Regions from separate parts of the Mus musculus genome. Here regions 1, 2 and 4 are each linked to region 3. The links are chromatin loops, found by intact Hi-C in ENCODE. Cell type or tissue: heart. All regions are shown on one strand. Region 1 holds the start of Ppil4 (peptidylprolyl isomerase (cyclophilin)-like 4). Region 2 holds the start of Tab2 (TGF-beta activated kinase 1/MAP3K7 binding protein 2). Region 3 holds the start of Lats1 (large tumor suppressor). Region 4 holds the start of Ginm1 (glycoprotein integral membrane 1).

Region 1 (8,000 bases), 110 kb before region 3:
TGGCTATTCCTGGTTGTCAACTTGACAATATTTGGAATGAACTACAATCCGGAATTGGAAGGCTCACCAGTGACCCTTATCTGGAGGCTTGGAGATCCTTATCTGGATCTTGGTTTGAAGATCTTGAGCCATAGTGGCTATGGATTCCAGAAGATTGAATCTCCGAGTTTAAGGAACACACCTTTAATCTGGGCTACACCTTCTGCTGGAGACAATATAAGGACATTGAAAGAAGGGAGTCTAGCTCTAGCTCTTGCTCCTTCGCCTGCTTGCTGCGTGAGACTGAGTAACTGCTAGATCCTTGGACTTCCATTCACAGCTGCGACTGAAAAATTGTTGGGAATTGGGCTGCCGACTGTAAGTCATCAATAAATTCCTTTACTATCTAGAGACTATTCATAAGTTCTGTGACTCTAGAGAACCCTGACTAATACACTCTCCTTTCCTGGTTTCTTTTGATCATAGTGTTTCATTATAGCATAGAAACGCTAACTAAAATACACACATAGGAGCTTACCCAAATATAGACTCTCCTCCGCGGCCAGTCCCCGTGGGATCTCCTGTTTGTATGATAAAATCCCTCTAGAATATACAAAATTCTTTGTTAATTCATGGTTTACTACATGTTTCCAATAACTAAGAGCATGACTGAGACCTACCAACTCACCTGTACATTGTGTATGAGGCAATAGTTGTAATATTTTATTTTGCACAGCTTCAAAAAATTCAAGCAAGCTGAAAAGAAAGTAAAAACTAAATTACAGGAAAGCAAAAAATCAGTTTTAGACAAATTAGTGACAGCATAATTAGTACAATTTAATCTAACTTTGCATTTTTATTAAAAGAAAAACAAAGGTTCTGTGAGCTGGACATTTTAGGATGGGAGCCTTGCCAAAGGAAATTCATCACTAGGGACAGGTTCACCCTACTTCTGGTTCACTTTCCCTGTTTGGTGTGCTGTGCTAAAGATGTGATCTCACAGCTGCCTAATTCAGCCAAAAACTGCTGTGCCTGCCCCACCATTATGAACTGTCCCTCTGGAACCATAATCCAAAATAACTGCTTCCATGAGTCCCTTTCTGGTCACAGTGTTTTGTCACCCCGATAGAAGAGTAACTAGTACAGCTTTCTAGGTGTTTGGCACTGCCATCAGAAACATCGCTAAATTATAGCTCATGCCCGTGAAGGACTCATAGATACATGCCAACAAGTTCTTAAAGCACTAAGAACCCACACAGAAAGTTAAATACATGAGGCTCCTTGCCCTTGGTAAATTTTTATTGATGGAACTAGTGTCATAGCCAGGTATGATGGCATATGCCTGAGAAGAATCAGAACCATGAATTTAAAACTAGTGTGAGGAACAACAATATGAACTAACCAGTAACCCCAGAGCTCGTGTCTCTATCTGCATATGTAGCAGAAGATGTCCCAGTCGGCCATCATTGGGAAGAGAGGCCCCTTGGTTTTGCAAACTTTATATGCCTCAGTAAAGGGAACACCAGAGCCAAGAAGTGGGAGTGGATGGGTAGGGGAGTTGGGGGGAAGAGTATGGGGGACTTTTGGGATAGCATTTGAAATGTAAATGAGGAAAATACCTAATTAAAAAAATAAAAAACAAAAAACATGTGAGATATACAATAAGGCAGCCTCAAAAATAGAGAGAAAAAAAATACAACAAAGGTCCTCACAACTAAACATGAAATAATGACACTAGGCATTTCTAATAATACCATCTATATTATTTAAGTAGTTATATATACATAACTATTACACACACACATTTGGTTTCTTGAGACAGGGTTTTTCTATGCAGACCTCTGTGAATTTGCCTGGCCTACAGAGTGAATTCCAGGAAAACCAGGGCAGATGCTGTACAAGGCTTTTTTCTTTTTCTTCTTCTTCAAGACATGGTCTCTCTTTGTAGCCCTGGCTGTCCTGGAACTCACCCTTTAAACTCAGAGACCCACCTACCTATTTCTGCCTCCTGAGTGTCAGGATTAAAGGCATGTGTTACCACTGCCCAGCTTGTACCAGGATTCTTAAGATAATGGAGATATTAAGGCACAGTTTCTGCTCTCCTTGAAGCACATCACTGGGAGGAGACAATCATGCACATAGTTCCAGGACAGTAAGTACATGTTCTAATAACATGAGTGCTGCTGTGATTTATAAAACCATTGCAGACAAAACAGAAGAAACAGACTAACTGTAGCTGACCTAAGTGTTACACTGAAGAGCTCATGCTTTAGTTGAGCTCTTCATATATATATATATATATATATATATATACACACATACACACACACATACACATACATATATATATATATACATACACACATACATACATATATACACATATATATTCATGGATATATATACATATATATAGTCAGGAAATGAAGTTCTCAGAAGGATAGGGAGTGGAGAGGAGTGTGGGCATTGGCAACAGTAAGAATATAGAAGGCTGCAACAGAAAGTGTAGGGTTTGTGAGGGAGGGGAGGAACAGTTGAGCATGGGAGAAGGTGTGCAGGCAGGAGGCACTCCCTGTGTGCAGTGCTGCAGCACACCTTCTTTCATTCTGTGGTAATCTCTGCATTCCACGGGAGAAGGACAATGATTGTAGCTAATCTCTCCCAGTTTCCCGATTCTCCCAAAGGATACATTCTCCACACAGCAGCCTAGTGTCTCTCCAAGGCAAGTGTGCCATGCTATAATCCTGCTCCTGAAGTGTTCAAACCAACAACATGGCAAAGAGGACTTACTAAGGACCTGGCCTACCAGTATTTGGCCTGACTGGAAGTCAGTGGCATCTATTTCATTTCACATACCAATTCGTTCCAGAATGCCAGATTTCTTTCTATTACCAGAAAAACTCCAAAGAAACTGCTAAGTACACCTTATCTAACACTCATCTTCGAAAAGGCTAGGTTTCTTATGTGGCTTCTTCCCACCTCTCTGTTTTGCATAGCAAAGTGCACATCCATCTGTTAGGACTCGAAGTTAAAACTGGAGCTCGCTTCGTCCTCCCTCAATGGACATTCAGACGCCTGAACTCTAGCTGATCCCTGGCGCCTTGCAGACCAGCCAACTTCCTACCTGCTTTCATCATGACAAATGATGTCAAGTCAAACCGTATTTAACCCTTTCTTTACCTTTCACGAGTAAAGAAAGCATAGCCACGAAAGCTACACCTCACCCAGACCCACAAGCCACAGTTCTACACACCACACACACACACACACAAAACCAAGGCCTGCTATGAAACTGAGCTCGAGCCAGAAACAGCGAAGAAAAGGGAACTTTGGCAGCGGGCTCACGGCCCCGCCAGGTCGCGAAGGCCTCCAGTCTCACCCCGGGGACGCTCTTCAGTGTACAAGTCGATGACCACGTCGCCCAGAGTGGTCTCCAAGAGAACCGCCATGGCGCCGGCTCCTCCGCAGGAACAAACACCCCGGCAATGACAGGCGCATGCGCAACCAGCGCGCGCCTACGTCTTACGTCACGACGTGTGCGACGGCTTCTGGCGTCAGCCGCGGGCGCCGTCGCCCACCTCGGAGGCGCGATTTCCCGCGGCCTAATGGCCGGCTCGTTCGGCCCGGCAGCTGTTATCTGGTGCCCGCTGTCTTCTGGCTGTGGAGGCTGTTTGAGGACTCTCTTCCGCCCTTGGTGACCCATATAAAGACCTGTATCTCAAGAGGGCCATTCCGTAGGAATAGCGGAGGCATCCGAGAGCTGAGAAACCTCCAAGCCGGCGGCACATCCTCCCCTTGCCTTTGGAAGAGGTTGCCCTGGGGTTTCCATAGTCTCTCCATCAAAATCGCCAAGCCCGAGGCATCAGTTGCTCGGTGAAAGCTGTAAGAAAAGGTGACTAACAAGCTTTGGTTTGGGGTTTTTCTTGTTGTTGTAGATTTTGATCATACTAGTGTGTGTAGATCAGGACTGGACATGGCTTAACAGCACAGAGGTTTTGTGCAACAAATTAGAATACAAAGGCTTCAGTCTTACATTGGAGATATGTAATAAAAACTACCGGTTTTTTTATGCTGATAACATATTTCCATGTTTTAGTACACTCTTTACTTTTTTAAAATATTTTTTAAGATTTATTTATTTATTATATGTAAGCATACTGTAGCTGTCTTCAGACACTCCAGAAGAGGGAGTCAGATCTCATTACGGACGGTTGTGAGCCACCATGTGGTTGCTGGGGTTTGAACTCAGGACCTTCAGAAGAGCAGTCAGTGCTCTTAACCAGTTAGCCATCTCTCCAGCCCGGTATACTCTTTTCTAATCAAGCAGATTATTCCCTTTTATGTCATTTTAATGTGTACTTGTGAAAATCAGAGATATGACAGATCATAGGCATATCCAGGAAGATGAGGAGAAAGGACTTTTTAAAAGTAAACATTTTTTTTTTTAAGAAAAATAGTATTTGAAGCAATTTCATGGCTAGAAGTGTTCACCACGCATGTGTTATTCCGTATATTCCAAGGAATTTAGGAAACAGAAGATGGTAAAGAAACATGAATTTATTTATAGTCTGGTCCCATTTAGAAGGGTGTAATCAAAAACCCTGCACCTGTTACCGTCTTCTAGTTTAGAAAATCATTGGATATGGGCTAGAACACATGGAGATGATATAGCTGTGCAGGAGTTGATAAGTCACTGGACTGATTTGTTCAATCAATGAATGGCTTCATTGGTAAGCAATGAAGCCATTGTGAATACATCTCTCTTCTCTGCCTCTCACTATTATTTATCTCTTGCATTGGTATAGTTTGGATGGATGACTAAGCCTTTCTGGTTTGAATTGGAAGAAAACAAGATTTGTCCTCAAAGAAATTCAATAGCAGTACAGCATTTGCCTTGCATGTGTCAGTCCCTTGTTTCAAACTCTGGTACCAGAGTTTAGATCTGGTTTTGATAAATAAATAAATAAATAAATAAACAACAAAATAAAAATTTCAACTCCATAGGTATTTAAAAGAAAAATGAAAGCCTGTGTCCATGTTCTTTACTTTGATTGACAGTACTGAGATGTTAATGTCCTTAACGTTTTCTAAAATCATAGTAGACTCTTGGAACAGCAGAGCTTTTCAGGAGAGATACCCTTCAATGAGGGCAAATATACCAGCCAAGCCAAGGAGGTCGGACAGGAGTGATCATGTTGTGAGAAGAAGACTGCATTTGAACTCAGGCTGAGAAAATGGCTCAGTGACTAAAACCACTTCCACCTCAAGGCCTACAGCCTAAGTGTGGACCAGGAACCCACATGTTACCACAGAACCAGCGCCAAATGCTACCCTCTGACCGCCACATGCACACCATATCCATGCATGCTCACACAGTTTTTACAGATTTGGGGGGATTGTGGAGAGAAGCATTTGTGGATAGTAGCACTGGCTGCTCTTCCAAAGGACCCAGTTCAGCACCTAGCATGGCCATGGCTGCTTACAACCATCTGTAACTCCACTCCCAAGGGATCACACATCCTCCTCTAGCCTCTAAGGGTACTGCATGCTTGTAGTGCACAGGCACACATGTAGGTGAAACACCCATACACATAAAAAAAAGAAAAAATTAAAGTTTCTCAGAGATAGTACACTAAGGACTTTGTCAGGAAGTGACTGGAGATGTACATCAGATTATACAATGCCTGCCTAGCATGGATACAACCCAGGATAATGTTTCTTGTACTGTATAAACTACATGTCTGTAATCCGAGCACTCAAGTTGTAGAAGCGGGATAATCGTTGAAGATCATAGTCACTGTGTAGCGAGTAAAAGCAAACCAAGGATGCATAGGCCCTGCCTCAAAAGCAAACATTTGAATCAGATCTGCATAGCCTTCAGTGAACTGAAAACCTGGTAGGAACTAAAGTATACATAGGAACTTACATACAGACTCTTTGCAGAATACAAGACAGTGGGAACAACTACACAGAGGCAGGACCAACATTTGCAACCAGTGTCCTGAAGGAATTGGCAGAGGTGTGACAAGACCTGGCAATCCATCTGTGAAACACTGCCTGCTAACTAGGATACCACTGGTAATGTGATCATCCTAAGGAAGATTCCCATTGCTGAGGGATGCTCAAGCTGTAAACAGGATTCTAGGACTTAGGAAAGGAATGCAAGGGAATCCAGATGAGAGTCAACCATGTTTACTGCCAGCTTTAGCATTCATTCCCAGCCCCAAGGTGGGAGAGTAACCAAACCCCACCCTACATGGAAAAACAGCCCACCAATCCCTAAGCCCATCCAAGGTCAAGACTTGAAATCCCACTAATCCTTACCCTGGAAAGCTCCGCCCCTAAGAAATTCTATATAAGCCCTACCTTCTGCACAATTAGCTGCTGCAGCAGCCACCCAAGCAGCAACAACCTCCACCCCCCACCCCCGGGGTTTTCCCTGCCAATAAATGTCGTGTGTGAGGTTTGTTATGCAGTGTGACTTTATGGTATTCCTTGGCTCCTAATTGCCAGAATACCTTTCTGGGCAGACCTGAAGTACTTCTACAGAGAATGACTTTCCTTTCTGAACTGCAACACTTAGAATGTGTATACCTGTTTTCCACCTAGAAGGCTGGAAGTGGATGTTGTTAATAGCATGGTGATCTGTGCTGTTTATAGGGCCACACCACACTATTATATTTATCCCATATTCTCCTTCGCTAGACCTTTATCTTTCTCAGGCAACAGAACCCTCCTTAGAAGAGATGTCACATGTACCTTATAGCTTAGTGCCCTCTAAACATCTGTAGGACTGAGACCAAGCCAGATCCTAGGTACTCAAGCTATAGAACCCATCTTCATGGTAGAGGTCACATGTACTTTGCAAAAGAATTTCAATGAAATTACACCGTAAGCTCAGAATTGAGACAACTGTTATCAGAAAACATTTTTTTCTCAAATTGTAACATATTTAAATATATCTAAAACAAACTGCTTGGTATGAGACTATAGAAGTATGAACCAACACCAACTAAGTAAGTCATGTTGAGCTGGCTTTCCTTCTTGCTGCATACAGACTGTCTCTCTGCCAGCCATGACATTTACCAGAGACCCACAAGTCTGAAAAAAACACAAGTAAAATGAAAAAGGCAGTATGGCTTCTCTCAAAAATACCAGTCCCAGGGTGTTGACACTCAGTGGGACTAGTTTAGAAGAAATTCAAAGAATTCACAGAGTGATGGTATATGTGTTCAAAGACAGCATGGGCATGCATAATCGAAATGAACTGCAAGAGAATAAATATACAGCTAAGTGAGGAAAGAGACTCAATATGTGAAATGGGATTTAATAAAGAGAAAGTCTGGAAATAATTATAGCAAAAAGTGTCCCAAATGTAAGGAAAGAGACATACCCACACTCAAGAAATAGGATCAGGAAAGAAGTTCTCATCATATTATGGTTAAAACACCAAATATACAAAACAAAGGAAGCGTATCAGAGCTGCAGGAGAGAAAACTACTGAGACATGTATAAAAGGAAGCTTTGTAGAATAATAGCTTAGTTATCAACAGAAACATTAAAAACTCCCAAAGGTACAGAATGTATTTCAAGTTCTGGGAGACTGTGGCTGCCAACCCAGACTACTATACCCCAGAAAACTATCTTATAATTGATCAAGAGACAGAAACATTCCATGATCGAACAAACAAAACAAAAACAGGCTAATGGAATTTATGAGCACAAAGCCAGCTGGCCCTACAGAGGATACTGGGAGAGGAACTCTTGAACCTGTGGGTAATGATATACACATGAAGAGGATACAGGAGAGAAAAGTAAAAGATGTTACAACAGTAGATAAACCAATGAGGATTAAGGAAACAGCAGTTCAAAAAGACAACAAAGTAGCAGGGATTAATACACCCCTTTTCTGAATATCTGTGGTCTCAGTTTGCCCATCAGAAAGAGAAAGGCTTGCAGATTTGTGTTTAAAAACAAAAGCCAGGTGATAGTGGTCCACACCTTTAATCTCAGCACATCTC
Region 2 (8,000 bases), 270 kb before region 3:
AACCTGTTTCACTGTGAGAACCAGAGACTAGTCTGTGGTTCAAATATGACCCAGGGGAAGGGAAGGGAACTAGTTGGGAGAAGTGAGCTATATTTGTTACTTATTGTCATAACAAAATATTTGACACAAGTCATTTAAAGGAAGAGGAGGAAGTTTCTGGTTCAAGCCAGAGTGTACAATCCACTTTTCTAAGAAAGGTGTGGCTGGTCACAGTGCATCCACTTAGGAAGCAGAGTTAGATGAAGGCCGGAGCTCAGGTCACTGTGGGGCCAGGAAACTTGGTAAGGTTGAGTGGGTTGGAAGCCCTGGAACCTCATACCAGAGGACAGTAGGAGCTTCACCTGCTTCTGATCAGGCGCCTGATACATGACCATAGCCCCCCATGGAGAGGATCATGACAATCAGTCAGCTAAGGCCAACACCCCAAGCCCCTCCCTCCACATGCAGATAAGGCATCCCTAACATCTCAGACCAAGCCAATAGAAACCATCTGCTGTCAGACCCAAACCCACCCCAAAATGTATATAAGATCCTATCCAGAAGGAATAAAGGTGTGTGAGAATTACTCTGTCATCTGAGAGCATCTGTCACATAAGAGCAGTAACACTTCCTGGGAAAGAGGGCTCTCTCCCAAAGTTTTCCCTGCTAGAGGCTGCCAGGCCTATCTGGTCTGTCATAGCAGTGTCTTGAAGTAGCAGCAGCCAGAGAAGACAGCTTTAATCGACTCCCCTCTCCCGTTCACTTGAACCCTTCCCCGGGCCAGACACTGCTCCCCCACCCAAGATCTCTGTGGATAATACCAGCAGGTGACTGTCTCATTTTGGTTGTCTGAAAGCCCAGTCCAGGAGGTGGTCACCCACATTAAGGCAGGTCTTTCCACCAGTTAAACCCCTCTGAAAACACCCCCATAGAGATTCCCAGAGATGTGTCTTTTAGGCGATTCTAAGTCACATCAAGCTGACAATCAAGATTGACCATCACAGGAAGAAAAGGGAAAGCTGTTTTGGAAAACATGTCCTCCTCTCTTTTCCTTCCCTTCTTCCTCCTGCTCTTCCTCCTCCTCCTCCTCTTCTAGATGTCAACATTCCAGATGCCTGCCACTACTAGGACCATCTTATTAGCCTGAGGAAGATTCGAAAGCCCAAAACAGCAGAGCAGAAATGAAAAGAACCCAGATGTTGACTGCATTATTACACTTTAAAGTCTTTCAGACTGAGGTCTACCCTGTCTTGAAGCCCCCAAATCTGTGAGGTATAGGTTTTTATATTATTTAATAAGGTGTTTTAGGTTAGACTGTCCTCTAACTGAGGATACTGCTGAACGCCTGGCCAGTCTGCACCTCACAAGTGCTAGGATTCCAGGTGTGCACCACCATGGTTCATTACTTATGCCATCTTCTAAATCAAGATTTGTTAAATGCCATTAAAAACTATCTTAATAACAGATCGCACCATAGCAACCGCTCAGTGTCTCTCATTTGGACTACTGCACTGCTATATAATCTGTGGCTTCACCCCTAATCCAATGTCCTGAATAGCTTACCAACAAAGCCCCCGGGATCAGTCTATCTCTGCCTCCTCAATGCTTGGATTAGAGATACATGCCATATTGCCTCAGTTTTATTATGTGGATCTAGAGATCAGTCTTCAGGTTAGTCCAGCAAAAACCAGGTGAGGTGTCATGACAGCTATAAGGGCATCCATCTTAAAGACCCATTTATTTAATCATGTTCTTTCTCTAGTATAAACTCACGTTGCTCTCATTGCCTCAAGAACAGGCTAGGCTCAGCATTTGTGGTTTTACGCAGCTCTGCCTTCCTTTATATCTTGTATGCTATAGATACACCAAAGTAAGTGTTTCTCTCACTTCTCTCCTACACTGTTCAAGCTGTCACTGCCTGGAACCCTCTGGCTTCACCTCCACCTGCCACGTGCAGTCTTCCTCTTGAAGCTTGCCCTGCTTCTCCTGTGTTCACGCCCTGCACAGTACTATCTCCTCTCCTATGCTTCTATGGTGACTATCACCGTCTACCTTGTGCAGATGCTATTTATAAAGTGTAATCTCTTCCGCTACCAGTTCTGTGGAACAGCATTTTCTGTGAAGATGGAATGCATGGTTTACTGAGCACTTGAAATGTGGGCAGTGCAACTGTGGGTATGAATTTTAAGTTGATTTAAATAATCACAGGTGCTTGCTCAATCAGAAAGCACAAAACCACATTAAAATGTTCTGAATGGCGAATTGAATTTTATCCAGTTTCCTGTAGCTACTACAAAGAATACTTGGAAGACACAGTCTGCCCTTATTTTCATTAGTCTTGTGGCTAGAGGGGACTATCCACCAATTCTATAAACAGAAATCATAATTATCAACTATATAAAGACATTCCTAGTTATTTATGTTCCAAATCAAATAGACTGAAAATGTTAGAAAACATACCCAGATAAGCCAAACCTCCAGTTTGTTTGTAGGGAGAAAATAAGAGGAGGGACCATCTATCTGGAGCGCATTAAATGCCTCCCCTTGCTGAGCCAAGGAAGCCCCTAGGAGTTGAAAGGCCTCCTCTATTTTGCTGCTACTGCTGTGCTGAGGCGGAAGCCCAGGGCCTCTCACAGGTGTGTGTTCTAGCACTACAATGCATCTCTAGCCCAGGTTGGCTTTCTAAAAGTATTTGTTTTGAAATAGTGTCAAACTTATCAGAAATTGCAAGATCTTTTAGGCTTAAGTGATTTTGAGAACCGGGCAGATGTTACCCGATAAAGGCCAAGCTCATAACCAAACTTTCAAAACATTTTGAGACACTACAAATGCCCTAGATTCATCAAATATGACTTTTAAAATGCTTCTAATTACCAATATTTAAAACTTATCACCACTCTCTGTATGTGTATGGCAGATAGGAAGTATACATCCACACAGAAAAAGCATATAGAATATACATATTTTTTTTTCTGAGCCACATGGGTAAAGTTTTATACATTGTGTTCTTTTACCTCTTTAACCCTTCAGTGTGTTTAAGAATATTGTAATGAAGAACAAATTTCAGAAGGTTAAAGATAACATAATACTTACATTGTCTCTGTAGTCCTAACTTTACCTAACTTTACCCAGTTATCCCAATACAAACTACTTTGTAACCTTTTCTTTCCCAGCAAGGGATCCGCCTTGGGGTCTCATGTCGCATTAGGATGTCATGCTCTTTAGCATCCTTTAATCTGCGATCTTTGATTCTTACAAGATCCCAGAAGGGGTTTGTTCTGTTTTGTTTTTTGTTTGTTTGTTTTTAAAGGCATTAGTTCTTTCATAGAGTTTTCCTCTACATAGCTATCTGGGGCTTTCTCTTCATTAGAGATCCAAGCTCTTCAAATTTGGGCAATGATGTACGATTATATCTTCTCTTCCTTTTCTCAAACCCATTACATTTGTTTATATGGAAAATATATTTCTATTAAAATGTGTACACGTACATTTCAGAAAACAAATTTTGAACAGGAACTATTTTTTTCTTAATCCACTTCTATTATTTCAGCAGTATATGTTCGAATTGTGCCTCAGTTTAAGAGAAGTACTGTTTATTTAATAATTTCTTCAATTTATCTAAAATCATTACACTGACTATGGAAATAATTCCTCAGAGAACTGTAGTATTAGGGCTCAATGGCGTCTGTTACTGTGAATTAATGAAAACAGCATCTACTATGTGAATTATAATTTACTTTTACTTCGAACACAGAAAAAACACTTTTTCAAAGTATATACTTTTACTTTCTTAATGTCAACCGAGAGAAAAATTTAAAAGTTCCAATGTTGTAAATCATTAGCACTCTGACTTCTGGCGGGCTAAAAGTTTTTAAGTAGAGCTAAACCCCAATATTTCAGGTACTTTGTAAAACTGAGTGTAAAAAGGAAGTGAAAGGGTTTTAAGTGTTTAAAAAAGGGGCTTTAAAAACAATAAGCAATAAGCACCTATGGAGCTTATACTGATAACAGAATAATAAAAATAGTCCTTCCGGATTTTTTTCGGTAGTATGAATTTCTTCAAGGAAGAAACTGGCAGCGATATGCACACTTTGGACAGGGTCAAGAAGAAGAAAAAAAAAGCCTTTTTTTTTTTTGCCATATGAAACCGCCAAGATTTTAAAATATTTTACATTGTGAGAAACATCTGAACGTTGACCACCACCACCCAACCCCACCCCACCCCGAGGGAAAACGAAGCACATCTTTAAGAAGATAGAAACCAGAAGTGTCCCCTCCCCCGCGTCTCCCCTCGAAGCTAAAGTGTCTTTGGCTCTGCTTCTAGGTCTTCTAGGAACGTGCAGTTACAATCGCAACGACTCGCTTGATTCTTTAGATCGTTCTCTCTGCGGGCCCCCACTGCTGATCAAGGAAAGTCCAGCGGCCGAGCCAAACTCCGCTCGGGTCCCGCGGCTTCCAGGACGCGTCCCGCACCGCCCGGTCTCCATCCGACCCGCCGTCCCTCCCGGGTCACCCGGTAGCTCGCGGCCTGGGCGCGGCCCGGCTCCAAGGGGGTGTGTCCGGCTCGCGGCCCCGCAGCCCCGCAGGCCCGGCGCTCGCCTCCGCCTCAGGCCCACCTGCCCCGCGGCCCGTCAGGGCCTGCAGGGTCCCGCCCGTCTCCCCGAGCTGGGCCGCCGGCTCGCACGGCTCGCCCTGCTCGCACAGCCCGCCACCCGCTTCCGGAGCCGCGAGGCCCTCGGCGGCGCGCGCACCGCTCGGCTCCTCTCTCTCTCCCTCCCTCCCTCCCCGTCCGAGCGTGAGGGACCCGCGTGCTCCTCCTCAGCCCGCGCCGGGACGCGTCCCCTCCGGCCACGGCGAGCCGGGAGTGGGGACGGCGGCTGGCGGAGGTGGGGCGTGGACAGAGCATCCCCGCCACCCGGCGGAGGGAGGCCTCGTCACGGCCGCCGCCTCAGATCTCGCGGTGTTTGCCGGCCGCCGCGCCGCCATATTGTGTGGCCGTATTTTGATGCGGACTGGGCTGGCGGAGCCGCGGCGCGAGCGGGCGAGCGAGCGAGAGCTGGGGGGGTGGGGGGAGGGCAGGCGAGCGGCAGGGGGGTGGGGGCGGAGGGAGGCAGGGCGGCCGTGCGAGCCGGAGCCGAGCAGCGGGCCGCGGCGACGCCGCCCCGGCCATCGCTTTGATCCGCGGCAGGCGCCGGCGGCGGGGCGCCCCAGGCCGACCCCCTCCCCTCCCCCTCAGCCGCGAGCGGCGGCGGCGGCCGGAGGGAGTTGGCGGCGGCCGGGCGGAGGGGGCCGAGCGGGGAGGGAGGGAGGGCTGAGGTGTCCCCCCTGCCGGGTGGAATCGGCGCTGGCGGCGGCCGCGGTGACGACGGGGGAGACGGCTGCCCAAGTGGGAGAGGCGGCGGCGGCGGACGAGGAGGAGGGGGAAGCCGCGGCGGCGGCGAAGGGTAAGCGGACGGCGCTGCGGGGCCTCGGCGGGATCCCTCCCCACCCCCCACCCCCCCCACCCCCAGCCCGGCTCCCCGCGCCTGCAGCGGCTCGGGGACCGGCTCTGCCTGGCGCGCGAAGCCCTAGCGGGGCGTCCGCGCCTTCCTCGCCTTCGTCCGCCGCTCCGCCCGGGTCCTGCCCGCGGTGGCGAGGCGCAGGGAGGCCCCCCAAGTCCTGCGGGGAGGGTGGGGGCGGGGAGCCTGGGGCCTGGCCTGGGCTCCGGGGCGTCGGGGGAGGGGGACCGGGCCTGCCCCGGAGCCCAGCGCCGGAGAGAGCCGGGGGTGGGGGTGCCTTGGCCCCCGGTCCGCCCCCAGGCCTGTGATCTGGAAGTGGGAGGGAGGGAACCAGACGCCTTTGGGGGAACCCAGGTCTGGATAACGATGACTTCGGGGCCCGCGAGTTAAGGGAGAGCCGGGGAAGTTAAGTGCAGGGTAAAGAGGAAGCACCTCTCTCGCTTTGCTTTCCGATTTTGCTTGTCTGCAGCCTTCTTCCAAATGGGCAGCACGCCCCGCTGTGAAGAGGTTGGGGCCCCCTTAGAGTCCACAGGACTACTCTGATTTTCTTGCCCCGAGATAGTGGTTGGAAGAGGAAGACTTAACAAGGGTCCCTGGGTGTTGCTGACAGGTGACAGGTGGATCTGTCTGTTGCTGATGCTGTAGAATCCTTGGCTCATAATTGTAGGCCGAAAGTGTCAGGGAGCGTGTGAGTTTGTATTTACGTGTTTGGCCAAGTTTCATTCCATATATAGTATATTTGAGATGCTAAGTTTCCATTCAAGTCAGCTTAATTGTTATGGAGGAATTCTTCAAATGTTTCTGATAAGAGGGGTTTTCAGGAGAGTGGTGGAGACTTGCAGCCTCCTGGAGCTTTTATTCGAGTCTCCGTGAAGTTCGGGTTCCCAAAAGCATTGCAGGCTGTTGGTAAATGGGCTTCTAGTCATTGGAAAGTTCTTGGACACAAATGCAGTATTCGAGGCAGCAGCCAGACACTCTAGCTTTGCATCCATTTTGTCAGTGCTGGGTAAGTTAGTAAAGTGCCAAATCGTAGGGTTAGGTTGATTGCCATTTTATAAAAGGAATGGCTTTGTGTCCTAGCTTACTCAAAGGAGATGTTGCTCATGAAGCAGCTTCAAATTTTGCTAGGAATTTCACTGGGTACAAAAGAGGGTTGTTTGTTTTTTGTTTTGGTTTTTTTTTTTTTTTTTTGGTTTTTTTGTTTGTTTTGGTTTTGGTTTTGGTTTTGGCTTTTAGTTATCACTGTTTACCACACTTGGTACAGCAAGAGTTTTGATGCCTTTTCAGAAGCATCCTTAATGTCTTAGTAAAGGTGAATCCATGATTACTTTTAAAACTGTACAACTTGAAACCTTTTTGAAACCATACATATTTCTAATAAATGAACAGTTGCCTTTTCTTTTACTATATGCTTTAGCTAGCTACTTTAATTCCAATCCTTAGGAAAAAATGTCAGATTCATGAGTTGGGTTAGTATCCAGATAGTCCACGAAGGCTTCTGCAGCTTTTAACACGTGTGTGGAATGAATATGTTGAATGGTGGTACTATCTGTGTATTAGCAGGAAATAGAACAAAAATTCCAGTGATTCAGAACCTCTGCTTGCCCCTACACCAGTGTGTAATAGAGAGTGCTTTATGTTTTCAGGCTTAAAGAATCAAACTGAAAGTTGAATATGGCAATTATTATGTTAGCCACTGAATATATGCCATTGCTTCAACTTTCTTTTTGTTTCATCAGATAGCTTTTTCTGAGTTAGAATGGTTTCCAAAGGACACTGGGAAATACCACTATTCAAAATGTTCTCTGTGACCTCTCATAATAGAACCTGTGTTTGTATAATTCATAAGTAGATGAAATGATCAACGGTGCAAATGACAATGCTTCTCAGGGAGCAGACTTTAAGTCAGCTGTGGAAAGAGGTGCTTACCTTTAGCCAAGGCTGTGGTAAGATGTGTAGTTACCACACCTATTTAAGTGAGGCAAATTCTGCATAGTTAGGTGCGCACTGCCCAGACTCCCAATTATGTCCCTACTGAGTGTTTTATGCTCTGGCAAAGGTCTTAACATGATTGGCTTTGTGCCTTGACAGAAATAAAAGTTTTATTCCTCTTTTATGTAAGGAAAATTCCCAAAGAACTGGTTCAGTGAGCCACCTTCATTTTGAGAACTAAGCATAAAGTATAGCAGAGATTGCTTGTTTATGAGGCATGCGGTAGTAAAGCTCCAGTAGGATGGGTTTTCTAACCCTGAAGTTACACACACACACACACACACACACACACACACACTAAATGCTTATTTTTATGAATATCAGGATACTTTAGAAAAGAAGTTTTGCCTTCCTATATTTTTAAAAGTTCCTGGAAATATTTATAATGTAGATTATAAATCATAGAGTAACGTTTACATTTCATTATATCACATGCCTCAGAGAACAGAAGTAATGCTTTTTGTTTTGATTGACTTATGTTGTCTTTCTTTTAATAAGAACTCTTTAAATCAGGATTATGCGATAATAGAG
Region 3 (8,000 bases):
ATGTCAGTTTTTCTGTGACTCGGTGCACATCCTTTCTAATTCCCTCACTGGCCCCTCATCACCCTTTAGTGGGGTTCCTGGACCCAAGCTGTGCAAGGATGTGACACTTATTAAAACCAAAGTTTGCTGTCATACAGTACGCCAAGGGCCAAGCATGATGTCTCCACAGAAACGGTGCTCGCCACCAAGTCTAAAGAGCTGAGTTCAACCCCTAGAAACGCTGTGGTAGAACCAGCTCCCACAAGTTGTCCTCTAATCTCCACATTTGCCTGTAGCAAGAGCACACAAATACATGCAAAATAAGCAAACAAAAGCTCCACTACTATGCCAGGTGATGCCCTCATATAACTTGTGTTTACAATCTCTCCTGAGATCTAGTCCAATCTGAACTACCGAGAACCTGTCTCAAAATAAAACAAATGGGGTGGTGATATCAGCTAGTACAATGCTGGCCTAGAAAAGGCCTAGGTTCTCTCTCCAGCACTAGATTAAACTGGATGTGATGGTACTTTGTTCTGAAATCCTAGTACCTAGCACCTGGGAGACAGAGACAACAGGATCAGAAATTCAAGGTTAACTTTGGCTACTAGGATAAGTAGGGCCAGATGAAATGAGACCCTGCCTTAAAAAATAAAATGAAGTAATAGTTGGTAAAGTGCTAGTCTAGCAAGCATCTAGCCCTGGATTTAAATCCCTAGCATCATATAAAGCAAGTAGAATAGTGCACACCTGTAATAAAAGTCCAAGGACATCCTTAGCTACAGAGTAAGTTCATGCTATGTAAGACTGGTAACCTCAATTACAGGACTATTCTAGTTCTCAGAATGGGTGAAGTCAATGGATGGTCATTAATTATGCTTTATAGTTTACATACATACAACATGGTCCTTGAATGTATCAAAGCCAGCTAATAAAAATATACTACAAGCCAGACAGACACAGAGGGACCAGGTCTGCAACCCCAGAACTAGAAAGCTGAAGGAAATAGGAACATGAGTTCTAGGCCAGCCTGAGTTACATGGCAAGATCATGCCTCAAACAAAAGAAATCACCTCCACCAATCATGCAATAAACATTTTTGTGCACACGGTGCTGAGTATTCCTTAAGGTAAATTCTGAGAAGCAGAATTGCTGAGTCAAAGAACTAATGGCTGTAGGTGTAGTTCAGTGGAAAAATGCTTAGTATATGAAAAGTCCTGGGTTCTAGACCCAGCACTGCAAAAACAAACAACCCTACATATATATGTTTATGAAAGGAAACACATTTAAAATCAGGGCACTGGACTGACAATATACCTCAATAGTAGAGTAATTGTCTAGCATGCTCAGAACCACAGATTTGATGTACAAAACCACAAAAAAAATAATTAATAAAATTCTGGAAATGTAAGCTTATCTTCTAGGAAAGTATACTAGTTTACAACCCCTCCAACAAAGTATAGCTAATGCAGGTAATATCAAGTCTCACTAATCTTTATTACTATGATATGACAGGCAAAGAGAATCTTAAAAAGAACTCCAGGCAAAATAGCCCAACTGCATTAGCTCAAGGAACAATGGTGCCAGAATAGAATTGATAATGAACAATTCAATCATGTTATTTTCCTATTCCATAACTATAAATGACTCCTTCCTTCATGGGCTCTTTCAACAGCACTCTCCCAGGAAGAAAGTTTAGCCTTTCCACCCTAACCCTAACCCTGACACCACCCCCTCCCCAACTCCAGGGTCTCTGTGTAGCCCTGGCTGGCCTAGAGTTTCCTATGCAGAAGAGATCTGCCTGTTTCCGCCTCCAGTATGACTCTCAACTTTTCAACTGACTAGCTGTGTGACTCTGGGCAAACTACTTAGCTTCTGTGCCTGTTTTTCATCTTCAAATATGTGCAAACACTGGATCTATCTCAAGGTTGTTATGAACATCAAATAAGTTCAATCCTAAGTTTTCAACAAGCACCAGACAGGCTCCCTTCAGCACGGAGGAGTCCTGAAAACTGGCAGCCTTCCCCTTACCTTTGTATCTCAGGTCTATACTTATATCTCTGCACTTGTACTTCACATCCTAACCAAGCCAGATGATCGGCTCTCATGCTTCATGATTTTCTACTTTAATGACTTACTCTTCGCGTTCCTGAGAGAGCCTATGCCATATTTTTGTACAACTTATACTCAACGTTCAAGGCTTCATTTAAATACCTCCCTAACAGAGAATCTCTTCAGGAGCTGCTTATTACCCGAACACAAGACAGTTTACACGACTAGAGCAGAATGTCTGCTTTTGTTATATTCCTATTTTTCCTAGCTCACACATTCAGAGGATTTGGTGTCTTGAGTGTTTCTTTTAATGAGCAAAGAAATAGATCTAGAATTAAAATGCCTTGTAGCCAGCTAGACGTACTGCTAGAATGGATTCCACATACTCTAACCTAGCACAGGGCATTTTCATCACACCAATGTTTTAACCTTGCTAGATTACACTCAACCTTGACAGGACAGTTAAAATGCTTTAGATTGAAATAAAGCTTCCACTTAAAAAAAGAATGAAAAAAAAAAAAAAGAATGAACCTTCTTCAAAAAATGTATTAAACAGAAACAAAAAGAACAACAACAACGACAACAACAAAACCAAACTGGTACAACTACACAGTAAGATTTCAGAGCTTTACAATACTCCTTTAATCCCAAAACTCCACAGGTTGAGGCAGGAGGATGCCTGTGAGTTCAAGGACAGCCTAATGTACAGTGAGTTACAGGACTAGTTGGGCTATTGCAGGAAGAACCAGTCTCAGAAACAAACAAGAACAAAGTTGTACTTTGGGCTGGATTAAGTTTATAAAGACAACCTGCTAAAATACTTGGTGAATAAAGATAGAATGTATTGGGCTGAAGAGATGGCTCAGTGGTTAAGAGCACTGACTGTTCTTTCAGAGGTCCTGAGTTCAAATCCCAGCAACCACATGGTGGCTCATACCCCTCTGTAATGAGATCTGATGCCCTCTTCTGCTGTGTCTGAAGACAGTGTACTTATATATAATAAATAAATAAACCTTTTTTTTTAAAAAAAACAGATAGAATGTATTGCTCCCTAGTAGCAGTCTTAAGTACTAAGAGGGCAACAGTGACACATCTGTCCACTGACATTTTCTCCCAATTACTTTACAGGAATTAACTGATCAAGGGGCTAAGAGATGGCTCTCAGTGGTTAAGAGCACTAGATGATCTTCCGGAGGACCTTAAATCCCAACACCCATATCAGCAGATCATAATTCTCTGTAACCCGAGTTACAGAGGCTCCAACTCCTCTTCTGACTTCAGTGGCACTAGGCACACACATGGTGCACAACATACATGTAGGTAAGACCCAGAAAATACATAAGGAGGAAGGAGCCAAAGTGAAAACTGGGGCTGGGGGCGTAGGTTGGTTTGCAGAGCACTGCTGGGCTGCACACAGCCAAGGGCTGGATGGTACGTGATTGGTGGTACGTGATTGTAATCTCAGGAGAGTAAATTAATGGTCACCCTCAGGTACAAAGGAAATCCTAGGCCAGCCTGGGCCACAAAGACCCTGTCTCAAGAACAAGTAACAAAGTGAAAACTGCTGAGTGAAATGGCAACTTAGTGAGATCTGTCTCAAAGAAAAAAGGGTGGGTAGAGGGCTTCCTTACCACCCATCTATAAGGCCCTACCCACATACAGTGCTCAGTATGAGAAGAACAAATGGAAACTATCACTTACATTTTTATATTGATACTGAATAATTGTCATTTCTACTTGATAGTATGTATCACTAAACTTTTGTGATATACAAAAGTCATGTAAATATCACATCTAAATGAAATTAATAATCACAGTAGGAACCTCTCAAGATTATATGTATATAGAACAAAGACTAGCATGAAAAACAGAAACTTAAATGATGAAAATAAAGCCAAATATCATACACACAGTTTAGGAGAAAAAAAAGACTTCTGTGAAGAGTCTCAAGTCATAATCAATAATCAGGCACAGAAAGAGAGCGCCTTTTCCAGCCTGTGCCACTATCTAGTTTATTGCAATAACAGCCTATAAGAGAAACACAGATTCCTCGCCTGCCTGCCTGTCTGCCTGCCTGCCTGCCTTGGAGAATCACCTCAACCATATTACCTACCTGACTACTCACTAGGTAAGAGAAAACTTTAGTTAAGGTAATAAAAACTAAAGATATCTTAGAAGAGAGTCATACCTCATGGAGAAAATTTGATTTTAAAGGACTAAAAACCTTAACATTAGCGGGGCATGGTGGCTCACAGCCCAACCCCAGAGGCGGGCAGATCTTTTTGAGTTCCAGGTCAGCATGGTCTACATATTGAGTCCCAGGCTAAGGAATACATTGTGAGACCCTGTCTTAAGAAAAGTATAATAACCTTCAATAAATAATCCATAAACTTCTGACAACCTTCATGCCAGGCATTTGGGCTAATTTCCAAACCTTGAGTGATACCATATTGTGTGAGACTGTACTTACTGCTCATCTGACTTGTAACTTCTAGTGAATACACATATTTTAAAAAGTCATATTTACAAATGGAGACAAATATTTTAACCTCGTTCCCTTAGAAAAGTGATTTTCCAACTGCATTAGTGGGAGAATTGGGATAAGTCATCGGAGAGTTATTCTTTCCTTCGCTTCGACTTTTTTCCCCAGGTACAATAAACAATCTTCCCTTACTGTCTTTCCTTCGTTTTCCAGTACTTAAAAAGCACCCGAACAAGTGACACGTCTCTCCCACCCCCTGCCACTAAGCGGTGAGCTAACAAATTGCAGCGAGCTGGAGAGGTTCCCAGGACTGCTTCAAAGGTGGACCCCGACGGGAGGCCCGCTGCGAGGCCAAAGAAGTGAGGCCGGTTTGGTGCAACCTTGCGTGAAAAAAACCACCTTTCGCTCCTCTCCCCTCTAAAGCGGGGAGGGGTGGCTGTCGTCCCGAGCCCCCGCCCGCTCTTCCCAGGCCAGCTCGCACCTCGGAGGCCTCAGTGCCCCCGGGCTCTCCCTGCGGCGCCGGGTGCGGCCAACCTCCGCTTCCCCAGGGCAGGGCTCGGCTCCGGTCAGCGCAATCAGCCCCAGTCAGGCCCAGACCCGGCCGGCTCAGCCCGCCTGGCCACCGCGGCCCCTGGACCCCCGCCAGCGGGGATGGGCGTGGGCCCGGCCGGCCACCGCCCCGCCGACAGGGACTCCCGAGGAGCGCGAGCCCCACCCGCGGCGCCGGCTCCGGACCTACCTGCAGGGGACGGTGAGGCTTCTGGACAGCCGCTGCGGGCCCGAGGGCCGGCGCCGCGGCGGCCCGGAGCCCGTCCCCCAGGGCCCCTAGCGTCGCTCCGGGTTCGGGATGGGGCAGGGCGGGGACACACGCCGGGGGGCTGCGGCCGGCCAGCGCGGCCCGACGCGGGGTCGCGAGGACCTGGCTCTCCCCTCAGCACCAGGCCATCGCTGCCGCCGCCATTTTGCCTTCCACTCCGTGTCGCCGCCGCCGCCGTCCGCCGCGGGTTTCCCGGATGTGGGCATTTCCCGGCGTCGCTTGCGCGGGGGCCGAGGACTGGGGGCTTCAGGCCGCCCCGCTGGGCCCCGGAGCTAGCGCTCCGTTTGTGGCCTCCCGACCGAGACTCGCTCGCCCGCTTCCCCGAGCCGGGGTGAGTGTGGCCCAGAGAGTGGAGTCTGTACCACCACGTTCTGGCTCCGCACGGAGACGCGGGCGCGTCGCGGCGAGCGTGGGTCGCACCAGGAAAGGGCGGTGAACGGCGCTCCGAGACCGCGGACGTCACGAGGCAAGATGTCTAGAGCTTGAATAAAACTCGAGTCTTCCAGAGCTGGGAGCGAATGTGGTTTTGGAACTAGCCAGATGGAGTGTTCTTGAAACTGGACCTGTGGATTTGCAGAGTTCGGTCCAGCGGATCTGCAGGAGAGGTCATTGTAGCCATAACGAGTAACGGGGCCGCTGTCAGAAGTTCTGTTTCTCTTGAAATTGAATCTGCTGTTCGGGATGCATCACTGACTTTGGTCTTTTAATGCATTGTTCTCTTTTGCGGGGGATTAGGTCCACGTAGAGGATCTCTAGGCCGCAGCGTGTGTGCCAAAACTCCCATTCTCCTACCCCACTCCACCTTTCCTAGTGCTGAGAATCTAAATGGTGCCAACCAACACTGGGCTGTCTATCACCTGTAAATATGAACACAGTCCCCAGTTTTGCTGGTAGGTAATACATGCAATTATTTTTTTTTTCAGATACTCTATTTTGTGTTAGACCAAAAAAGTAAAAACGTTGACATCCCAGTGTAACCAGGAATTGAACCATGCTATGCCAGTGCTCTACCACTGAGCTATATCCTCAGAACATTTTATAGTTTTCATTGAGACTGGGCCTCACTGTTATCCGGACTGGCTTTGAACTTGTGATCCTTCAGCCTCAGTCTTAAAGGTAGCTGAGATAACAAGCCTGCTCCATGAAGCCCAGTTCTGCTTTTTTCTGAGGTACTGTATCCAAAAGTTCAACTATGAAAACCTCAGATGGTCAAATTTAGATGACAAGGGAATATTTTAATGTAGTCGCTGCCACTGCTTTAGCTCTGTCGTCATAGTAAAAATCCCTAATGTGGCTTCAGCCCCACTATGCTGTTGGGATCGTCCTACAAATCAAGGTCCCTACCTTGTGCTTTGGTAGGTAGGTACAATTTTAAGACGTGTAATTCAATGGACTATGTCTGCTAATTTGAACCATTAAAAATATTTTAAGCACAGAGAGCTGGAGCTGCTTCTTGAGAGGGCTAAGTCACCGCACAAGCCAGGGTGCAGTGAAAAGACCCTTGGGAAAGAAGCAGAGGAGCGGAGGCCAGGCCAGGCCAGGGCCTAAACTCAGGCCTCCAACCTGGAGCTAAGTCTGGGAGAGCACCAGCATTACCAACTTTGCAATGATGAGATGCAGTTATTGTGTAATACTTCCAACTTTTAAAAATCAGAATTACCTTTGGGACACTTTTTATATTAGGTCATTCTTTTTTAGATGTTAGAAAACTATCTAGAATGTATATTGTTCACAAGCATTGATGTGAAAACATTTGTTTTTGGAAATAAATGCATTGAAGGATGCATTGAAAAGCTGGGGAATCTTGGCATATGATCTAGGTAGTTTTCAAGAGGCAAAGCCAACATTTGCCATCTTTGAAATAGCTGAACCTCATATCGCCCTGTGTGCACAGCATCCTACCATATACCTGTTTCCTGTTGGCTAGTTTTGTGTTTGAATGTGTGTGCCACGGGTGCCTGGTGCCTCCGAAGGGCAAAGGAGGATGTCAGATCCCCAGGAACTAGAGGTACAGATGGCTGAGTCACCATGTGGATGCTGGGGACTGAACCTGGGTCTTCTGCAAGACTAGCGGGTGCTTTTCTTTTGTGTTGTTTTTGTTTTTCCAGAAAGGGTTTCTCTGTGTAGCTCTTGCTGCATTGGGACTTTGCTCCATAGACCAGAGGCTGGCCTTGAATTCACAGATCCACCTACCTACCTACCTCTGCCTTCCAAGTGCTGATTAAATTAAGGTCTACCAAGGCCCAGCTAAATAGCAAGTGCTCTTAATAACCACTGAGCTATCTCTAGCCCCTGGCTATATGGTTGGTTTTAATTCACAAAATTCTACTTGGATTCTACACTGTTTATTTTGTAGAAGTGTTAAGTTAAATGAAGGCATGTATTAAACAGCACTGGGACCCTCTGATGCTCTCAAGATTTTTTGTCATCAGTCATTGATCAGATTCTAATAAGTGTTGGGGGAGGAAGCAAGCAGCAAGCCAACATTGGGCACTGACATTAACAAACAGTTTATTGTTTCCTTACAAATGCCACTTTCTGGTGATAAAATTTTGATAACTAGGTTTTTTCACTTTCATGAAAATAGTTGTCTGGTAACATAAATGGCTTCTGCATCAGTTCCACAAACAAGACAGGGACCTAAAACATCCAAACTGTTTACAGACAGAG
Region 4 (8,000 bases), 98 kb before region 3:
TATTTGTGTGTGTGTGTGTGTGTGTGTGTGTGTGTGTGTGTGTGTGTGTGTTTGCATGTGTTAGTCAGAAGGCCTTACAACCTTTGGAACTAAAACTACAGGTGGTTGTGAGCCACCTACATTGGGCCCTCGGAACTGAATTCCAATCAGTTGTTAGAAGAGCAACAAGCACTCTTAACTGCTGAGCCATCTCTCTAGTTCTCTAGACTCATTTTTAATTCCAGAAGTTTATCACAGAGTGTAATAGCCAGTAGTTTTAGATGACCAGAGAAGTAAGTAGGCCTTCATTATAGAATCCACCAATAAGTTAGTACTGATGTACAGTACCTCATAGTGGTTGAGAACTTAGCTAAAAAGTGAACATTTTCTGGGCTGTGGTGGTACACACCTTTGATTCCAGCACTTGGGAGACAGAGGCATGTGGATGTCTGTGAGTTCAAAGCCAACCTGGTCTGTAGAGTGAATTCTAGAACAGCCAGGGCTACACAGAGAAACACTGTGAACATTTAACGAGTCCTTCTTAGGTTTGTTATGGCGAATCTCATCCTAGTCTCCTCTTTGCCCATGTTACCTCTGTCAAAAAGAATTCCAAGACACACAAATGTCGTGTACAGATATTGCAAGGTAAAGTGGGGCACTCTCAAGGTTGACAAGTGGACAAAGAACCACTGCAAAGGAAACACTCTCAAAGGGTGAGGGTGGATAAAGACCAGAGATAGCTTTCCTGAGGGATGGTTTTCCTGTACAGGTAATTGATAGGCCCATTTTGGTTAACTCAAGTTTTTTTTTTTTCTTTTCTTTTTTGAGACAAGGTTTCATGTAACCAACAATGACCTTGAGCTGATGGGAATTATATTCCTTATCACACCCAGGTTTTGGGTTTTGCTTTTATTTATTTACATGTGTGTGTGTGAGGTGTGTACACACTTGTACCACAGTGGGTATGTGGACATCAGAGGATAACTTGCAAAGAGTTGGTTCTCTCCTTCCATCATGTGGGCTTCCAAGGGCTAAAGTCAGGTTTTCAGGCTTGGCAGCAAGAGCCTTTATCAGCCGAACCATCTTGATGGGCCCACAGTCAATGCTGGGAATGAACCCAGGGCTCTGAAGCACTGTACCAAGGGAGAGGTGGATTCATTGCTAAGGATGGGGACAGTGATGTGGCTGTGCTTTACCAGAAAACCCCCAGCTAAACAGTAATATTCTAGACTGCTACAGTGTCTCCAGCAGAGCTCATGCATTTAGTAGTCACAGTTCAGCAATTTCATTTCCTGGATTTACCATCTGCTGATTATGAAGGAGGGGGGATCCATCCTTAATGACCTACTAATATCTGAGAGCTACCTAGCAGTTTACTGTACCCTAGAAGTAAGGCATATGGCAGAGGTAGTAGGAGAAAATGGCTTCAAAAGCTGAAAAAAAAAATCCTTTCTATGGCAAAGGTTTTATTTCAAAGAAAAACTAAATACATTTCTTTAAAAAAAAAGATTTATTTTATGTATATGAGCACACTGTAACTGTACAGATGGTTGTGAGCCACCATGTGGTTGTTGGGATTTGAACTCAGGACCTTTGGAAGAGCAGTTGGTGCTCTTAACCACTGAGCCATCTGACCAGCCCCCTAAATAAATTTCTTATTCTACCTAACAGGCCATACATACAACTACGTGTCAATCGGTATGCAATCCTGTATTAAGAAAACTCCTTCCCCGGGGGAGCTGTGAGCATCTACCCCTACTTCTAAGGTCTATGACAAACCAAAATATAATCCCACCAGCATTCGCCCAGGAAGTCCTTGGGTTTATTGGGCTTACTCATGTGAGGGGTTAGTAACAGAAGTGTGGGGACCCCAGGGCAATGGTGGGAAATCACCACGGCTGAGGGCTTCTCAGTAACCTCCTGGCTGGGGTCCGGTCTCCTACTCTTCCCCAGCCAATATGCTCCAGCCCCTCCCTGAAGTTCAGTGCGATTAGGACAGAATTGTTTTCCAGCTGGCCTCACGACCTGAGTTGGATCCCCGTAAGCCACATGGCAGAAGCGGAGAACTGGCCCCCGGATGTTGTCCTCTCACGTCCACATGACACCTTGCTCCACAATAAATACAAGCTAAAGGGTTAGAAAAAGGGTTTGGAAAGGCGGCTCAGCGGTTAAGGCCCCTTATTGCTCTTACAAAGGACTGGGGTTTGATTCTCAGCACCCACATGGTGGTTTACAACTCATTTACATAAAATTTTAAAAATTAACAGGTTAAAGAAAGGTCTACACCTTCATTTCATAGGTTAGGAAAGTAATGGAGCAGAATGTGGAGACATGTGAACCGGGCTTCATTTGGTGGCATTTTCTCTCGACGCCAAAAGTACAGTGGGACATTTAAGGTAAGGGCCAGGTCCTCAGCCCTGACCCATGACAAATTATCACTTTCCCAGCTCTAGTGCAATCTAATCGAATCAGATACTTGGGGCTGTACGGAGGCCCAGTACTTCATAAACTTTTTAAAGTCTCACCTGGCCGGGCAGTGGTGGCGCACGCCTTTAATCCCAGCACGTGGGAGGCAGAGGCAGGTGGATTTCTGAGTTCGAGGCCAGCCTGCTCTACAAAGTGAGTTCCAGGACAGCCAGGGCTATACAGAGAAACCCTGTCTCGAAAAACAAAAACAAAACAAACAAACAAAAGTCTCACCTGTAGCCAGAGGTGGCAATTTATGAGTCAGTAGGAATGGTGGTGTTTGCCTGTAATCTCAACACTCAGGAGGCAGAGGCAGGAGAATTGTCACAAGTTGAATGTCAGCTTGGTGTAGATAGAGGGTTCTGGAGCTGCATAGTGAGAGCCAGTGAAAAAGCGGGTACCTCTCCAAGTGCTAAATTTTTATTTATCATTCCTGACATTTTATAAGACACTAGTTGTTTCATTTTTTTGTAAGTATATCGACATATTGATACTAATGAAAAAGTACCATCAAGGTTGAGGTGAGAGGGTGGCACACTTCTGTAATTCCAGCAGGATCAGTAAGTAGTTCAAAGCTAGCCTAGGCTACTGTTTCGAGATCCTGTTTCGAAAGAGAAAACAAAATCACACTCCAAAAGTAAAGGCTTCGTAAAGAATTGCACTTGTTTGGAGAAAACCCCTTTCTCATCTCAAACTCCCGGAGGACGCTCACAAAGTTGGCTCCGCCCATAGACGTCAAAGGCCTGCGCAGCCCCAGCAGCTCGGTCGACCCGCCCCATTTGGGAGGGGTCGGTCCCGCCCCCCAGCCCCTCCCCTCCCCTAGGCCCCGCCCCGCCCCGGACCGCCACGCCCTCACCTCCCGCCGCGCCGGGCCGGTGTTGTCCAAGATGGAGGGCGGCCTGTCGGCGCCGCTGTCCGTCCGGTTGTTGCTGTTCATAGCGCTGCCAGCCGCGGGATGGCTGACCACCAACGCGCCCAGGCCGCCGTCCACAGCCCCGCAGGTAGGGCTGGGCGTCCGCAACAAGCCGCTCCTCTGCCTGGACCTCCGGGAGCCCGGGCGGGGTGACGCTGCCCCCTCCCGCAGGTGGACAGCCGAGAGTGCGGGGCTGGACCGGGTCTGGCCGCCGGGAGAGAAAGGGGGGGCTTTCCCGGATGCCGGGTGGGGTGGGTCCCCCGAAAGGGAACGCAAGGAAGGCGTGCAGGCGTCCTTGAAAGTGTGGTCAAGACTGCGGCCATCGAACTTGAGTTTCCTAGCGCCTCTCGAATCGGTTCGGATCCTGCCAGGTTTTGCTGTCGAAAATGCGTGATCGCTAGTGACTTCGGTCGTTTGTAATGGCTCCTTCCTGGGTTAGCGCCCGGTCCTGGGCCCTGAAGATGTTTGTGTTGCCCAATTAGCAATTTTCCAGGCCACCTGTGTCTGCTCGGCCGCGACCAGGAGGGAGTGCCTTTCTTGGTCTCGGGGCCACTCGGGCTAGCGACTGAGGGAGGCTGAAGGTCTATCGCTTCCCGGATGGGCTTTTTATTGGATGTGTGTTTGTGTGTGTGTGTGTGTGTGTGTGTGTGTGTGTGTGTGTGTGGTCGTGGGGGTGGGGTGGGTGGGAGGAGCAGTCCTTTCCTGCGTGATGGGTCGGAGATGAGTTTCTTCAACATCCCAGGGGAACGAGATTCAACCGCTCTAAGGTCACAAGTCTTTCAGATTCCTGGCTTACTGTGAGAACCCTGCCATTGCAAAATGCCAGCCCATGATTTACTCTTGTTGCCACATTGGCCTTCTTCAGTATAGTAGGAGAAAGTTTAGAGATTATAAAATTCGAGTTTTCCCCAAATGACAAGAAACTTATGTGGTAGGAACACACTAAAGACAGAAGTGACTGTCATGATAAATGTCACTTTTTATGTTTAAAACTTTACTTGTTGTGTATATGTGGTGTTGGATCGGGAACTTACACCAATGGAGGTCACAGGATAACCTTGTGGATTCAGTGTTTCCCATGGTCCTGTTTTGCAACAAGTGCTTTTATAACTCTTGAGCCATCTCCAGCTCTTTATTCTGCTTATAATGTTTTAGAATTATGCTAGAACTCTTCTTTTGAATACAGAAATCACAAAGCAGTAGCAACAACCTTGCAACTCTCAAGCACACTTGTATATGAAATTGTAGTTGAGCCGCAATTTCTTCTGGGTAAAATAGCAACTGTGCGGACAAGCACCCGGAAACCAAATAAATACTGGGTGATTGTAAAGTTATAGAGATATGGACTTATTTCCTCTCTTTTAGAATTTTGGAGATTCTTCATCATCTCTTCTGAATCCAAGAAATATTTGAACTTGCCCGCACAGTCAGTTTATTTTCAATATGTAAAGTGAGTATCTGTCCAACCTATACCTTTGTTTTGTAGAATGGCATCCAAATCAATGTAACTACCCTGAGCAAGAGTGGGGAAGAGTCTGAAGAACAGGTTTGTCTTCTTTTGATTATATTTTTACTATAATATTTAGCCAGAAAGTTTTACTGATTGTATTAGTCCATTTTCTGTTATTACATTGCAATGCCCAAGGCAGGCTACTACATATAAATACATGAAATCTATGCCAGGCTATATGAGGCTAGGCGTAGCACTTCATTCCTGTAATCCCAGCACTTTGGAGGCTGAGGCAGAAAGGGCTTACCTCAAATTAAAGTCAGCCTGTGCTTCTTAAGTAGCGAGACTGTCTTAAGAAACCCAAAACCAAGGACGGGAAGGATGGCTCAGTGGTTAAGAGCAGTGACTGCTCTTGTAGAAGATCCAGGTTGGATTCCCAACGTCCCCAAATGGCAGTTTATAACCATCTATAGCTGACCTAGACCAGCAGGTCATTCTCCAGTGACAGGCTGCTGAGGGGATGAGAAGATAAAGAAGATAGAAAAGTAGGGATCAGGGGGCTTGCATAAGCTATGTCTTATGTCAAGCAAGCTTACGATAGATATACAGTGTCTAGTGTGTAGTTTTATGGGAAAAATGGTACTGAGTCAGTAAAAGTCTGCTATACTGTGGGAATAAGTCAGCAGGAAGTGATTCAAGCAGTTCTACACAAGGGGGGAGGGTACTGGATATCTCAAGGGTGTCAGAGGATGGGGTTGGGACACACAACGTAGCCCCTTAGGGTGGGAAGTGTTGGGTTCTCAAAGATCAGAATCTGTAGCTGTCCCAAGGTCCTGGCTCCAGGCCATACTGACTCTGCCAAGCAGGCTCAAGGGTTAGAGACAGTTTAGAAGAATGTTTTTGCTATACATCAGGGCCTCAGGGAAAGCCTTAGATCAGCCTAGCCTTCAACATGTATCTTCACTTCCAGGGAAGCAGCACCCTGTTTTCCTCTTAGGCACTACACACACGGTGCACAGACACGCATGCAGGCAAAGCATCTATACAAATAAAATAAAAATATATAACTTATTAAAAAAACCAAATCAAACAAAACAAAAGCCCTAAATAAAACCAAAAGGGCTTTTGATGTTTTGCTTTTAGCTTAGTTATGGAGGCTCAAGGACATAGTGCTGGTGTTGGTTGTCTTTGGTCTTATGGCAAATGGTACCAGAGTGATAGGAGCTAACAGGAGGACAAATTTATTTTGCCAGATACCAGATAAGAGAGACTGGGATCCCACAGTGCCTTTGAAGACATTGTCCTAGGGATTAGACATCTACCACTAAGCTTTGTATCTTAGAGGGCTCCCTTCCCCCAAACATCACCACTTGGAGAGAGACCAAGCTTCCAACACATGGGTCTTTGAGGGGCAGAGCCAAACTATAACACCTGCTACACACATAGTTAGATGATGTATTTTTGATATGAAGAGTTTGTGGTCATTTATAAACCATTGAAATTAATGTATATGCTGCTTTATTTCAAGGTTGTTCTTAACATAACCTATGAGCGTGGACAGGTATATGTAAATGACTTACCTGTAAATAGTGGTGTAACCCGAATAAGCTGTCAGACTTTGATAGGTGAGTACTATTGAATTGTTTCCAACATTACTGTGTCTTTAATAATATTAAATTAGTTCTGATGTGAAGTGGGACCTTAAAGTGATACATTGTTTCTATAGTAGTAGCTAAGGCATTAAAACTCGTTGATTATTGAGATGCTGTGTACTTATTCCTTCTTGGGACTGGCCTTTAGTTACTGGTAGGTTAGAAGTGTAACTAGCATAGAAGTGGTAGATTAGCATAGGTGTGGGCTAGCCAGCTGGAGAACCCTAGTTCTCATTCATCCTGGTTGTAGAAGATAGATACTAATTGTATGTGCGGCTCCTCCTTTATTGTTCTTACTCATCTGTCAACAAAATGCTCTTCTTTTTAGACTCATTTCTTTTTATGTGTATGGTGTTTGGTCTGCATGCATAGCTGTGCCATATGTGTACTTGGTACCCAAGAAGGCCAGAGAGGATGTTGGATCCTCTGGAACGGGAGTGGTTGGCAGTTGTGAGCCACTGTGTGGGTTCTGAGGACTGATCCCAGGTCCTCTGCGAGAGCAGCAGGTGCTCTTTTAAAAAGCCCCTGCTTTTCTCTTTAAACCTCAAGGGTTTTGGTTATTTAAAGAATCGAATAGTGTTATGTTGGGCTGTATAATTTTATTTGAGTAACATAAAGGACATGGGAGATGTGACTCCTGCTCTGTGCCTCCTGAGAAGTCATGACTGGGCCTGTCTGGCACTGAGGTGGGGAGTTAAGCAGGGTTATTCGTTCATGCCTGGAAGCAAGCATCACTGAGAAAATTCTTTCAAAGCTGATGACTGCAGTGAGGAGGAAGTCAACATCGGTGGATTTTGCTGTTGTGAATTTATTCTGTGGCAGGGGTATGAGAGCACCTCTTTGTTGTATTTCTCTTGTGCCCCAGGCTGTGGGCTTAGACATGCTGACCAGGCTGGGAGGGACACTAGTAAGTAAATAGGACAAAAACACTTGATTTATTAAGCCAGTGACATGCAGATTTGTGTTTCCATAGTCCCAGCTCCTGGCTTGGCCTAGGTAGGAGAATCACTGGGTCTGGATAACTTAGTGAGGGAAGATGCCCGCCTCCTGCCCCAGCTCAGAGAGGTGCTGAAGACAGAGCTCCGTGGTAGATATTTGCCTGACAAGTGAACTGCCGGGCTCCATCCTCAGCAGCACAGTAAGCGCAACACAGCCACACAGACAATAAAAGAGGGGATGCTGAGGAGCCTGAGAACTCAGGGCTGACAGCGCTGGAGCCCAGAGGGCACTAATCACAATCACATCATGGCCACATGCCCCAAATTACTGTGAGCATGCTATGGCTAGAGCCTGAGGAAAAGCTGAGTGAGGTGACTGACAATACTAAGTAGCTAATGAATTGGTATCCAGTGTTCTAGATCAAAGGAACAGCCCTTTAACGGCTCACAATGAGCTTAAGCCCCGAGGTGTGCATTTAGGAACGTGTATTTGTATTCTTTTTGACAAGTAGTCCTCATATTTGGGAGACAACAACTAAATGTTCATGTTGTAGCAAATTGATCAGTGTGTACCTCTTTACAAGTGTTTTAAAGGTTTGTCT

What was found. Peaks named below come from ENCODE experiments on the same cell type or tissue, not always from the same donor. Only the 100,000 strongest peaks of a DNase experiment are listed, where the experiment ranks them.
Region 1: it touches region 3 in a loop (3-fold over the local background); 2 of 42 quality-filtered maps call a loop at or near these places.
Region 2: a loop joins it to region 3, with 2.1 times the contacts of the local background. A loop is called at or near these places in 2 of 42 quality-filtered maps.
Region 4: it touches region 3 in a loop (2.2-fold over the local background); 6 of 42 quality-filtered maps call a loop at or near these places.

The regions. Positions count from the first base shown.
Region 1 is chr10:7,788,379-7,796,378 of GRCm38, reverse strand. It overlaps Ppil4 (peptidylprolyl isomerase (cyclophilin)-like 4), which reads right to left and starts at 3,485. Exons shown (of 13, transcript NM_026141.3): 1 at 3,359-3,485; 2 at 668-735; 3 at 518-582. The coding sequence starts at 3,428. In heart, no CTCF peak of the experiment used is centred here; a DNase peak (open chromatin) is centred at 3,508; H3K4me3 peaks cover 2,148 bases; H3K27ac peaks cover 1,536 bases.
Region 2 is chr10:7,953,224-7,961,223 of GRCm38, reverse strand. It overlaps Tab2 (TGF-beta activated kinase 1/MAP3K7 binding protein 2), which reads left to right and starts at 5,101. Exons shown (of 7, transcript NM_138667.3): 1 at 5,101-5,423. In heart, no CTCF peak of the experiment used is centred here; DNase peaks (open chromatin) are centred at 4,933 and 5,783; H3K4me3 peaks cover 4,254 bases; H3K27ac peaks cover 3,743 bases.
Region 3 is chr10:7,678,703-7,686,702 of GRCm38, reverse strand. Nup43 (nucleoporin 43) reads right to left here. Exons shown (of 8, transcript NM_145706.2): 8 at 7,817-8,000. The coding sequence ends at 7,906. It overlaps Lats1 (large tumor suppressor), which reads right to left and starts at 5,494. Exons shown (of 8, transcript NM_010690.1): 1 at 5,253-5,494. It also overlaps a transcript of Pcmt1 not described here. In heart, a CTCF peak has its summit at 4,770; DNase peaks (open chromatin) are centred at 5,142 and 5,532; H3K4me3 peaks cover 3,178 bases; H3K27ac peaks cover 2,132 bases.
Region 4 is chr10:7,776,207-7,784,206 of GRCm38, reverse strand. It overlaps Ginm1 (glycoprotein integral membrane 1), which reads left to right and starts at 3,290. Exons shown (of 8, transcript NM_001346750.1): 1 at 3,290-3,446; 2 at 4,845-4,904; 3 at 6,337-6,433. The coding sequence starts at 3,333. In heart, no CTCF peak of the experiment used is centred here; a DNase peak (open chromatin) is centred at 3,356; H3K4me3 peaks cover 1,804 bases; H3K27ac peaks cover 1,227 bases.